2 separate regions of the Homo sapiens genome follow, and region 1 is linked to region 2. A link is a contact called in ENCODE Hi-C or POLR2A ChIA-PET data. All regions are on one chromosome and are shown on one strand. Each heading gives the region's core, a stretch centred on a gene start or an enhancer-like site at or near the end of the contact. The rest is flanking DNA. Distances are from core to core; before and after follow the strand shown.

Region 1 (5,118 bases), core at 229-2,728, 410 kb before region 2:
GCACTCCAGCCTGGACAACAAGAGCGAAACTCCATCTCAAAAAGAAGGCTGAACGTGGTGGCTCATGCCTGTAATCCCAGCACTTTAGGAGGCTGAGGTGGGCGGATCACCTGAGGTCAGGAGTTTGAGACCAGCCTGGCCAACACAGTGAAACCCTGTCTCTACTAAAAATACAAAAATTAGCCAGGCATGGTGGCACATACCTGTAATCCCAGCTACTAGAGGGGTGGAGGCAGGAGAATCGCTTGAGCCTGGGAGGCAGAATTTGCAGTGAGCCAAGATCGTGCCACTGCACTCCAGCCTGGGCAACAGAGCCAGACTCTGTTGGGGGGGAAGAAGAAAGGAAAGAAAAGGAAAAGAAAAGAAAGAGAAGGAAGGAAGAAAGGGAGGGAGGGAAGGAGGAAGAGGCTTTCAGAATACAGAGGGTTCTGCAGTGTGTGGAGAGATACTTGTTCCTACCTTTGATGGTGGGGCCCAGCACACCCAACTCCCCCATCTCCGAAATGATCTCCCGATGAAAAACTGCAAAGGGACCAGTGCCCAAATTCAGGCCCAGGCCTAGGCCACAGGAAGCCCCAGCCCCAAGGACAGAGGGGCCTTGAGGTGGGGTGGCTATGGCTCCAGGCGGAGGAGCAGTCTCAGGGCACCCACCAGCCCGCCCACCTTCGTTGCGATTGGCCAACAGGATGCGAGGCATGAGTCTCTCCTGGCAGTAGGTGCGGAAGGTGTCCCTGATGAGGATCTCATCTGTGGTCAGCTGCTCCTCCAGCACCAGCGGGTCCTGCCAGTCAAACTCGGGACGCGAGGCTGGGAAGGGGAATTCGCCTCGGTCCAGTCCGCAAGATCACTGTGCCCTCCCTTCTCGGACCCTCATCAGCCCTACCCCCCAACACCCATGTCGCCCCCCGGCTAGTGCGAGCTGCAAGCGAGACTGATCAGGTGACTTTTCTCCGGCCCCGCAGGCACAGCGCACTCACTGCCTTAGTGCCTCTGACCCTGGCCACGACCCTGCCACCCCGCTCGGGCAGCTCTCGGATTCTGGGACAGAGTCCACCTGCGGCAGACAGACAGCTGAACAGGGGCAGCAGACACACGGTGCGACCAGAGGTCCTTACACTTAGCCAGTTGGCTCTGTGTTCTCCCGCCTTTCTCTGCAAGCACAGAACGGGAAAGTCACCCCGGAAAGTCCCTAAACCCCCAGTTCCTCCCTCCTTCCCTCCACACTCCCGACCCCACACTGACCGGTCTGCGCCGCCGACGAGACCCACGTGCGAAGGACGTGCAGGCCGGGTCCGCGGCTCAGCAGCCGCACGGAGACGCCTCTCAGGGCCATGCTCTCTCAGAGCGAGCGGAGCAACGACGGCGACCTACAGGAGCGGGGGTGTCAGAGCGGAGCTCCTCTCACCCACGGCTGGGGCTACCGCACCTTCCTTACCTGGTAGTACCTCCCGGTTCACTGCCGAGGCTACAGTGCAACTGACGCAGGCCTTTGACCTCAGCAAGAAGTGGGAGGAGCGGAGGCCGAGTGAGGCTTTTCATTGGTTCCTCCTAGAATCCGGCCCCCTCCGCAGCTCTGCCTTTTAAAAGGGCTAAGGTAGCCTTGCCTGTGGAAATCGGGGGGCCCAGACAGAGATAGGCTAGCCCCTTTAAGAAGCGGACGGGGTAGGGGCGGAAGACGAGTGCGGGAAACCGATTGGCCAGCTGGGTTTCTCCTCTTATTGGCCGTAGGAAAGGGCTCGGCCCACTCCTGGTTGGTCAGTTGCAGGGGGTGTGTGCGGAGGGAGTCAAGAATTAAACAAAGAAATTCTGGCGCGAGCACTAGGCGTCCTCCTGAACCCAGGAGGCCAGACTCGAGTTCTCTAATTGGGTGCTGGTTGTGGGGAAGACGAGCTCCAAGTGGGCGATCTTAGCAAACCTTTCTGCCAGTCTGTCCCAGGAAGCACATGTAGATACTTGTGACTCTGTGTGTGTGTGTGTGTGTGTGTGTGTGTGTCTGTGTCTGTGTATGTGTGTGTGTGTGTGAACTTGTGTGATTCTGTGAGTCTATGTGGTTGTTTTGTTTTGTTTTTGTTTTTTCTTTTTAGACAGGGTCTCGTTCTGTCGCTCAGGCTGGAGTGCAGTGGCGCGATCATAGCTCACTGCAGCTTCCACCTCCTGGGCGATCCTCCCACCTCAGCCTCCAAGTAGCTGGGACCACTGAAGCATGCCATCATGCCTGGCTAATTTTTTTTTTTTTTTTTTTTTTTTGAGACGGATTCTCACTCTGTTGCCCAGGCTGGAGTGCAGTAGCGCAATCTTGGCTCACTGCAACCTCTGCCTACTGGATTCAAGCAATTCTCCTGCCTCAGCCTCCTGAGTAGCTGGGATTACAGGTGTGAGCCACCATGCCTGGCCTTTTTTCTTATATTTAATAGAGACGGGTTTCACCATGTTGGCCAGGCTGGCCTCAAACTCCTGACCTCAAGTGATCCACCCACCTCGGCCTCCCAAAGTGCTGGGATTACAGGCGTGAGCCACCGCGCCCCGCCTGTTTTGTCTTTTTGTGTAGTGCATTTGTGGTGCACCCATTCTGATTGTGTATCTGTTGAGAAATGTGTGTGTCTTGATTCTCAGGACCTGTGATGCCATGTCCTTGCGTTTGTCTGTGTTTAACTGGGTGCATCCCCTACGGTTGGGCACTGGTAGCTATGCAACTGTGACTAAATAATTACTTTACATATTGTAAAAGTGACCGGTGGTGTGACTGTATAAAGTGTAGGTTTTGACTGGCTGGGGCGGCTCATGCCTGTCATCCCAGCACTTTGGGAGGCCAAGGAGGGTGGGTCACCTGAGGTCAGGACCAGCCTGGCCAACATGGGGAAACCCCATCTCTACTAAAAATACAAAAATTAGCCAGGCCTGCTTGTGGGTGCCTGTAATCCCAGCAACTCGGGAGGCTGAGGCAGGAGAATCACTTGAACCCAGGAGGCAGAGGTTGCAGTGAGCTGAGATCATGCCATTGCACTCCAGCCTGGGCAACAAGAGTGAAACTCTGTCTCAAAAAAAAAAAAAAAAAAAAAATTAGCGTGGCGTGGTAGCAGGCACCTGTAATCCCAGCTACTTGGGAGGCTGAGGCAGAGGAATCACTTGAGCCTAGGAGGTGGAGGTTGCAGTGAGCCAAAATCATGCCACTGCACTCCAGCCTGGGTGACAGAGAGAGACACTATCTAAAAAAAAAAAGTTCTGTGACAATGTATCTGACTCCCCATGTGTGTCTGCTCAATTACGGCTAAATTGTGTCAGTAGGATTGTATAACTGTGTGCCTGCCTGTGGATTATGAATTCTGTGTTTTAGAGATTGTTTGGCTATGACATTGTGTAACCAATATAGCATAGGGTTGTGTTTTAGTGCCTGGGAATTGTATGTCTGTGCATAGTCCATATACATAGACAGACACACAATTATATGTGCACGGATTATATGATCAGTGTGACTGAGGGAACAGGAACTCATGTCATTATGTAATTGCATGGTCCTGTGAGTAACTGTGTTTTTGTTTTTGTTTTTAGAGATGGGATCTCGCTATGTTGCCCAAGCTGGTCTTGAACTCCTGGGCTCGAGCATTCCTCCTACCTTGGCCTCCCAAAGTGCTGGGACTGCAGGCATGAGCCACTACTCACTGCTCCAAGCCTGTTTTGTTTTTGTTTTTTAGAGACAGAATCTCACTCTGTAGCCCAGGCTGGAGTGCAGTGGCATGATCTTGGCTCACTGCAACCTCTGCCTCCCAGGCTCAAGTGATTCTTGTGCCTCAGCCTCCCGGGTACCTGGGATTAGAGGTGTATGCCACCATCCCCGGCCTATTTTTATATTTTTAGTAGACAGGGTTTCACTGTGTTGGCCAGGTTTGTCTCGAACTCCTGGCCTCAGGTGATCTGCCTGCCTCGGCCTCCCAAAGTGCTGGGATTACTAGCGTGAGCTACTGCGCCTGGCCCCATGCCTCCAAGTTTCAACCAGTTCTCCAGCTCAGCCTCCCAAATAGCTGGGATTACAAGCATGTGCCACAATGCCCAGCTAATTTTTGTATTTTTAGCAGAGAGAGGGCTTCATCCTGTTGGCCAGTCTGGTCTCGAACTCCTGACCTCAAGTGATCTCCCCACCTTGGCTTCCCAAAGTGCTGGGGTTACAGGTGTGAACCACCGCACCTGGCCTTGTTTTTGTTTGTGTCACCCAGGTTGATCTGCCAGGAATAAAGATGGCCACCCAACTTTTTTTTTTTTCCAGCGACAGAGTCTTGCTTTCTGTGCCCCAGGCTGGACTGCAGTGGTGTGATTATAGTTCAGTGCAGTCCCGACCTCCTGGGCTCAGGCAATCCTCCCACCTCAGCCTCCTGAGTAGCTGGGACTATGGGCATGCACCACCACTCACAGCTTTTTGTTGGAGAGATAGGTTTTATGTTGCCCAGGCTGGTCTTGAAATCCTGGTGTCAAGTGATCCTCCTGCCTCAGTCTTCCAATGAGTGACTATGAGTTATGTGTCTGTAATACGTATCCATGTCCCCTTCCCAGGCTCCCAGGGCACCAGAGTGGAGGTTCCTGTTGTAGAAACTCAGATCCTCTCCTCATGTTGGGCAGAATCAAGGAGCAGCCAGGCCCAGAGCCAGGGCACTGGTCTCCTGCAGGTCAGGTACTGCCTGTGGCTTGATCCAACGGTCCTATCCCACCCAGGAGGAGAGAGGGTCACTTTTCCCTTGGCTGCCCCCATCGCACTAAAGCAGCTGGCACTGAACCAGCCTCCATGCAGTCCCATGCAGTGCCACCCAAGGGTCCCCAGTAGACAATGGTGGGCCAGTTGTCAGGGGCTTCCTCCTGCTGCAGGGCTGAGACCCTGGGAGGTCCCAACCCAGGCAAATTGAACGCCAGGCTAATTTGAAGACCCAACTCCCAGCCCTCCCCTTCACCGGAGGACAGAGCTCTAGCTGGCCTGGGCCCCCACCTGATAGCAGCCTCCAACGTCTGGGGTGTCTGATAATGCTTGGCGGGGAGCTCGTGCCAAGTCCCGCCATCAGCACGGTTGTTGCTGTTTACTGGGGAGGGGGAGGGCTGTGGAGCCTCAATCAGGGGGACAGGGGGTCCCACAGC
Region 2 (7,364 bases), core at 4,669-7,168:
TGGCTATCCAGTTGTCTCAGCACCAATTTATGAAAACAATAGTCTTTGCATATTCTTGGCAGCATTTTGAAAGTCATTTGAGTATATATATATATATATATACATATATATATATATGTATGTATATATATATATGTATGTATATATATATATGAGTTTATTTCTGGGATTTCAATTCTATTCCATTGATCTCATCTATTTGACATTATAATTTTGCATTTACTGGAGACTGAATGACACAAATTGTAATCAGAAAACCATGGAGTTCTTCCCAGTTTGGAGAAAGGTAACAGTCATCTGCATAGTGCAAACCATCTCAGGTTTTTCCGATGAACAGGGTGATATCTAGCCAAATCCACAGTGATTTCCCAGTTGACAAATCCAAAAGAACTATGGATGTTTAGAGGGCAATTATCCAAGTTAGAATTGCAGCAAGCTACAGACAGAGGGTATTATTTTGATTTTCATCCCAATTTAGTTAAAAATAAGGTATATGTCTGGCGGCGGTGGCTCACGCCTGTAATCCTAGCACTTTGGGAGGCTGAGGCTGGTGATTGCCTGGGCTGAGGAGTTTGAGACCAGCCTGGGCAACATGGTGAAACCCCGTCTCTACTAAAATACAAAAGAAATTAGCTGGATGTGGCGGTGTGCACCTGTAGTCCCAGCTGCTTGGGAGGCTGAGGCAGGAGAATTGCTTGAACCCAGGAGACGGAGGTTGCAGTGAGCCGAGTTTGCCACTGCACTCCAGCCTAGGCGACAGAGCGAGACTCTGTCTCTACCAAAAAAAAAAAAAGTATATTTGACATTTTCAATCTTTAATGCTTTTTTAAACAAGAGAAGTAGCTGGGTAATTTTTGTTTCAATGATCCACAAAGACCCAAAAGCCCATGAAACTGTCCGCAGGTATCATTTCCATATGGTAGACCTCCAGCACACGTTAGGGAAGATGGAAAAAAAAAAAGTTAACAGCTTTGTGTTTTACTAGAGAGCAATTAAAACCTAATTTTTGTCCAACATTTCAATGACATATATGCATCTCACTATATGTCATTGGAAATTAATGTGATATAATCATTAGTATTTCATTTGACTAGCCCCATCCAACCATACGTCCTATCTTATGAATGAAAAATTTGAAGTATAGGGAGCACAAGGTCTTGCCTACATTCCTATAGCCCACAGTGCTAATGGAATCTCTCCGTCTTTTTTTTTTTTAGATGGAATCTCACTCTGTCACCCAGGCTGGAGTGCAGTGGCGTGATCTCGGCTCACTGCAACCTCCGCTTCCCAGGTTCAAGCGGTTCTCCTGCCTCAGCCTCCCGAGTAGCTGAGACTACAGGTGCACACAACTGTGCCCAGTTAATTTTTTTGTATTTTTGGTAGAGACAGGGTTTCACCATGTTGGCCAGGCTGGTCTTAAACTCCTGAATAGAGACGCCAGAGATAAATCCATACATCTATGGTGAACTCATTTTTGACAAAGGTGCCAAGAACATACATTGGGAAAAGGACAGTCTCTTCAATAAAGAGACTGGGAAAACTGGATAACCATATGCAAAATAATGAAACAGACCTCTCTCTCACCATATACAAAAATCAAATCAAAATCAGTTAAAGACTCAAATCTAAGACCTTAAACTATGAAACTACTAAAAGAAAATATAGGGAAATTCTCCAGAACATTGGAGTGGGCAAAGATTTCTTGAGTAATACCCTACAAGCACAGGCAACCAAAGCAAAAATAGATAAAGGGGTCACATTAAGTAAAGAGCTTCTGTACAACAAAGTGAAAAGACAAGCTACAGAATGGGAGAAAATATTTGCAGACTACCCATCTGACAAGGAATTAATAACCAGAATATAGACCGGGCGCAGTGGCTCACGCCTGTAATCCCAGCATTTTGGTAGGCCGAGGCGGGCGGATCACGTGGTCAGGAGTTTGAGACCAGCCTGACCAACATGGAGAAACCCCATCTCTACTAAAAATACAAAATTGCACATGCCTGCAATTCCAGCTACTGGGGAGGCTGAAGCAAAGTGCTGGGATTACAGGCATGAGCCATCGTGCCCAGCCCCGTAATCTCTCAGTTTTGAAGTTCGAATGTGTGCCACCACCTGTACTGGGCACTGTCAAAAATAGAAAACTTGGCAGGGCACTGTGGTTCACACCCGTAATCCTAGCACTTTGAGAGGCTGAAGCGGGCGGATCACCTGAGGTCGGGAGTTTGAGACCAGGTTCACCAACATGGAGAAACCCCGTTTCTACTAAAAATACAAAATTAGCCGGGTGTGATGGTGCATGCTTGTAATCCCAGCTACTCGGGAGGCTGAAGCCGGAGAATTGCTTGAACCCAGGAGGCGGAGGTTGTGGTGAGCTGAGATGGCGCCACTGCACTCCAGCTGGGGCAACAAGAGTGAAATTCTGTCTCAAAAAAAAAAAAAAACAAAAAAACTCAGAACACTGCAGGTACTGTATCAATGTTTACAAATAAGTCGTCAAATTTGAAAACAGGACTAATAAGACTACTTTGTGTTCCATTTATATGACATTCTGAAAAAGGCAAAGGTATAAAATTGTAAAAGAGAATAGTGGTTAAGAGTGGAGGAGTGGGCCGGGCGTGGTGGCTCACGCCTGTAATCCCAGCACTTTGGGAGGCCAAGGGGGGGCGGATCACAAGGTCAGGAGATCGAGACCATCCTGGCTAACACAGTGAAACCCCAGCTCTGCTAAAAATACAAAAAAAATTAGCCGGGTGTGGTGACAGGCGCCTGTAGTCCCAGCTACTCGGGAGGCTGAGGCAGGAGAATGGCGTGAACCTATGATCAGGAGTTCGAGACCAGCCTGGCCAACATGGTGAAACCCGGTCTCTACTAAAAATACAAAAATTAGCTGGAGTGGTGACGGACACCTGTAGTCCCCAGCTACTCAGGAGGCTGAGGCAGGAGAATCGCTTGAACTCAGGAGGTGGAGTTTGCAGTGAGCTGAGATTTCGCCACTGCAGTCCAGCCTGGGTGACAGGGTGAGAGTCTGTTTCAAAAAAGAAGTGAAAATCAATTGGGAAGAGATCTAGGAATTTAATCAAGATATAGTGTAGACTGTAGGCCTACTGTTTTTCAGGAGATAACTGGAGAATAAGATTTTTCGGGCCAGGCGTGGTGGCCCAGGCCTGTAATCCCAGCACTTTGGGAGGCCGAGGTGGGCGGATCACCTGAGGTCAGGAGTTCAAGTCCAGCCTGGCCAACATGGTGAAACCCTGTCTCTATAAAGAATACAAAAAAATTAGCTGGGCATGGTGGCAGGTGCCTGTAATCCCAGCTACTCGGGAAGCTGAGCCAGGAGAATCACTTGTACCTGGGAGGCAGAGGTTGCAGTGAGCCGAGACTGTGCCACTGCACTCCAGCCTAGGCAACAAGAGTGAAACTCCGTCTCAAAAAAAAAAAAAAAAAAAAAAAGATTTTTTGGGGGAGGGAGGGGGATCTGCAGGTGTCATATCAAAATAGAAATTATTTCTTTAAGCTGGGCATGCTAGTGCACACCTGTAGTCCCACTTACTTGGGAGGCTGAAGCAGTCCAGCCTGGGTAACATAACAAGATTACATCTTAAAAAAACAAAAACAGAAAACAGAAAAATGAACAGAGCCTGAGAAATATGCAGGACACTATTTAGTTGACCAATATGTGTGTAATAGAATTTCCCAAAGGAGAGGAGAAGAGTCTGGCAGCTCTTCAAAGATTAAAGATAGAATTACCATGTAACCCATCGATTCCATTCCTAAGTGTATTCCCAAGACAAATGAAATCCTATGTCTACAGAAAAACTTGTACATGGATGTTTATAGCAACCTTATTAATAACAACTAAAAGGTGGATACAAACCAAATGCCTATTAATGGATGAATGGATAAACAAAATGGGCTATATTGGTACAATGAAATATTGTTTTACTGTAAACAACAAATGAAGTATTGATACAAACTTCAATGTAAATGTCCCTTGAAACAGTTATGCTAAGTGAATGAAGTTAATCTCACAAAGAACACATAGTATATGATTCCATTCCAAGTCTACAATGGGAAAGCTATATAGCAACTGAAAGTAAATTAATGGTTGCTTAGGACAGAGGCTTGGAGGAGGAAGATGGGAAGATAGGACAGTGACAGCCAAAGGCTACAGGGGTTTCCTTTTTTTTTCCTTCCTTCCTTCCTTCTTTCCTTCCTTCCCTCCTTCCCTCCTTCCCTCCTTCCCTCCTTCCCTCCTTCCCTCCTTCCTTCCTTCCCTCCCTCCCTTCCTTCCTTCCTTCCTTCTGACAGGGTCTCACTCTGTCACCCAGGCTGGAATGCAGGATCACAGTTGACTGTAGCCTTGACCTCCTGGGTTCAAACAATCCTCGGGCCTCAGCCTCCCCAGTAGCTGGGACTACAGGTGTGCACCACCATGCCCTGCTAATTTTTAAAAAATTTTCTTAGAGATGGGGGAGGGGGGGGCCTCACTATGTTGCCCAGGCTGATCTCAAACTCCTGGGCTCAAGCAGCCCTCCCACCTAAGTTTCCTAAAGTGCTGGAACTACAGGTGTGAGCCATCATGCCCTGCCCATTAGTAGGTTTGATCCAATATCTTAAGTATATTGAGTTTCCTAGTACATGCCAAATTTACATAATCTTTTGTGGTTTTTTAAATAATCTCAGTGAAAATGGAATTAATTGCCTTATCGATATCATAGCCATTTACATTTCAAAATTCTCTAGGGGCTGGGTGCAGTGGCTCATGCCTGTAATCCTAACACTTTGGGAGGCTGAGGCCAGCAGATCACTTGAGCCCAGGAGTTCAAGATCAGCCTGGGTGAGATAGTGAGATGCTGTTTCTACAAAATAAAAATAAAAAGAAAGAAAGAAATTAGTCAAGCATGGTGGCACGTGCCTGAGGTTCCAGCTACTCAGGTGGCTGAGGTGGGAGGATTGCTTGAGCCCAGAAGGTCGAGGCTGCAGGGGGCTCTGATTGCACCACTGCATTCCAGCCTGAGGGACAAAGAAGGGCCCTGTCTCAAAAACAAAAACCACAAACCAAACAAACATAAAGGATCCACAAAAGTTCTCTAGGGACATAGTCAAAAACTGGTCCGAAATAAATATCCTTCCAGTGTTCAGTTTTACTGAACACATCTCATGGCTTTGGGTTTAACTGAATAATTCCTCACTGGGCACGGTGGTTCATGCCTGTAATCCCAACACTTTGGGAAGCCAAGGAGCATCACCTGAGCCCAGGAGTTCGAGACTAGCCTGTGCAACATAGTGAGACCACCCCACCACCGCCATCTCTACCGAAAAAAAAAAAAAAAGGAACTCCTTCTCTCAGACTAGGGCTGTGGGGTCCAAACTTCCCACTAGAGCAAAGTGTGGGGGGAGGGAAGGGATGGGTGACGGCCTAAACCCTGTCAGTTGTCAAAGATTAAAACGTAGTCACTCTTTGTTAGGTATGATGAGGTCACTCTGTCACTCTAAGTGTCTGTATTTGTAAACAAGAGTCAGAAATCCATGAATGGCCTCGCAGCCTTATGCTAAGTCTGGGAGCGTCTGACCCTTCCGTTCTAGTCTGGCATGGCCCGGGCGTCCTTTTTCGCTGTGGACAAAGAGCCTTTTTCTGGAAACTGAGCCTGGAATTTCCTGCGCTGTGCACGCTTGTGTCTCCGCGCTCAGAAGGAGCTGCAGGAAGACACCAGTGCCCGACCCCGGGTACGTTAACAAATTCTGCTTAGACGCAAATATCCGTGGCAGGGGAACAGATTCCTGACCCCGGACGAATGCAGGTTGCTTAGAGACGCGACTTCCCTACTAGCTGTCACTCAGGCAACGAAGGCGGGTCCAAGAGTGCAATGTCCAATCAGGGGCGCCGCCGGGAAGGCGGGCGGAGGGGCGCTGCGCAAACGGCGAGGGCGTGGCTACCAGCCGCTGCGCTCCGCTCTGGGGTCTCCTCACCCCAGAAGGCCCTCAGGTGGAGGAAGGGCCTCAGGTGGAGGTAGGACCTGTGCTGGCCGCGGGAGAGGTAAACAGAACACCAGGACATCCCAGAGTCTGGGAAATGGTAAGTGTGCGGGGCTGGGGGTCTTGAGATGGGAGAGAGGGGCGGGTTGAAACCGGCCGGATCTGGCTGTGGTGGGACCCAGGCCTCCCCGCCGTTGTCTCCCGGGTCTGTGGACCCGAGTCCTCCTGGCGCAGCTCGGCCCTCGGTCTCTTTGGCCGCAGGATGGGGCTGGGCCGGCAGCCGGGACCCCGGACGTCTTGTCAAGTCCCTGCGCGGCGACTGCGGCCCCAGTCCCGGAGCCCTCTCTGGGCAGCTCCGAGCCCGCAGCCTCGCGTCTCCCCAGATTGTGCTGGGGCACGGGAGGGTCATGGAGGGAATCCCGTCTCGGTCGTGGGGTTCGTGCGTGGGAGGAGCAGTGTTGTGTGGGGTCCTCAGTCCCTCTTTTCTTCCCAAGGGAGGACTCGTTTCTCAAGGTTTCCAAGTGTATGGGAAGCCAGATCTCAAACCCACGACCGTGTCCTCCAGCCTGGCTCTTCCCAGAGCTGGGATTAAATCCCTAAATTTCTAGATCTCTTTCAAATGCCAATGTCTTCTCTCCAGTTCACAACGTCGTTATTTCAACCAGACGCAGTATTTTAATTATCCTTTTTGTACAGAGGAATGGATGGTTCTTTTAAAAAGATTTAACGTATGCTTTGGGGTATTTATATGAGAGGAAAACAGAGGAGAAGGACTTGAAGCTACCTCGTGTAAAATGCTTGTGCCTCTCTTGCCAGTATCTCTCCTGGGACCTGACATCCTATGGGAACTCCTTTGGGTTGAGTCTCCTTTTTGGAAACTTTTCTGGGAGATCTGTCCTTTCCAGCGCAGCACTTCCCCTCCCTGGGCTTATCACCTTGAAAAGATTTACTCACTTAATTGATTCTCAAAAAATGTAAAATATACGTAATTAGGAGACCTACAGCCCAGCCAACATGGCGAAACCCCGTCTCTACTAAAAATATAAAAAATTAGCCGGGCGTGGTGGTGCACATCTGTAATCACGGCTACTCAGGAGGCTGAGGCAGGAGAATCACTTGAACCCGGGAGGCAGAGGTTGCAGTTGAGATGAGATTGCGCCACTGCACTACAGCCTCGGCGACAGAGTGAGACTCTGTCTCAAAAAAATAAAAAAATAAAATAAAATAAACCTTTAGAGTGGATGTAAAATATTTCCAAAGAGGCAAGAAAGAGATGGGTTTCAGAAAATAATAAAATATCAAGCTAGGAGCGTTGGCTCACGCCTGTAATCTCAGCACTTTGGGAGGCTGAGTCAGGAGGATCGCTTGAGCTCAGGAGTTCAAGA

Evidence for each region. A loop is a pair of places that touch in the nucleus more often than their neighbours do. ChIA-PET counts read pairs that join two places held with the same protein, here RNA polymerase II (POLR2A). Pooled maps may share reads with other maps.
Region 1: a loop to region 2 is called in a pooled map, with 4 times the contacts of the local background. The contact joins the promoter of GCDH here to the promoter of ZNF709 in region 2. A Hi-C loop is called at or near these places in 3 of 50 pooled maps. POLR2A ChIA-PET finds 5 or more read pairs at or near these places in 3 of 52 experiments (OCI-LY7, WTC11 and naive thymus-derived CD8-positive, alpha-beta T cell).

Annotation. Positions count from the first base shown.
Region 1 is chr19:12,887,520-12,892,637 of GRCh38, reverse strand. GCDH (glutaryl-CoA dehydrogenase) reads right to left here and starts at 1,478. Exons shown (of 12, transcript NM_000159.4): 1 at 1,436-1,478; 2 at 1,243-1,367; 3 at 1,116-1,151; 4 at 664-807; 5 at 460-522. The coding sequence starts at 1,333. RefSeq lists enhancers at 696-1,333, 1,334-1,971, 2,076-2,145, 4,795-5,118, a silencer at 1,670-1,928, cis regulatory regions at 1,260-1,947, 3,247-3,747, 4,707-5,118 and a promoter at 4,485-5,118.
Region 2 is chr19:12,483,370-12,490,733 of GRCh38, reverse strand. ZNF709 (zinc finger protein 709) reads left to right here and starts at 5,918. Exons shown (of 4, transcript NM_152601.4): 1 at 5,918-6,079. The coding sequence starts at 6,077.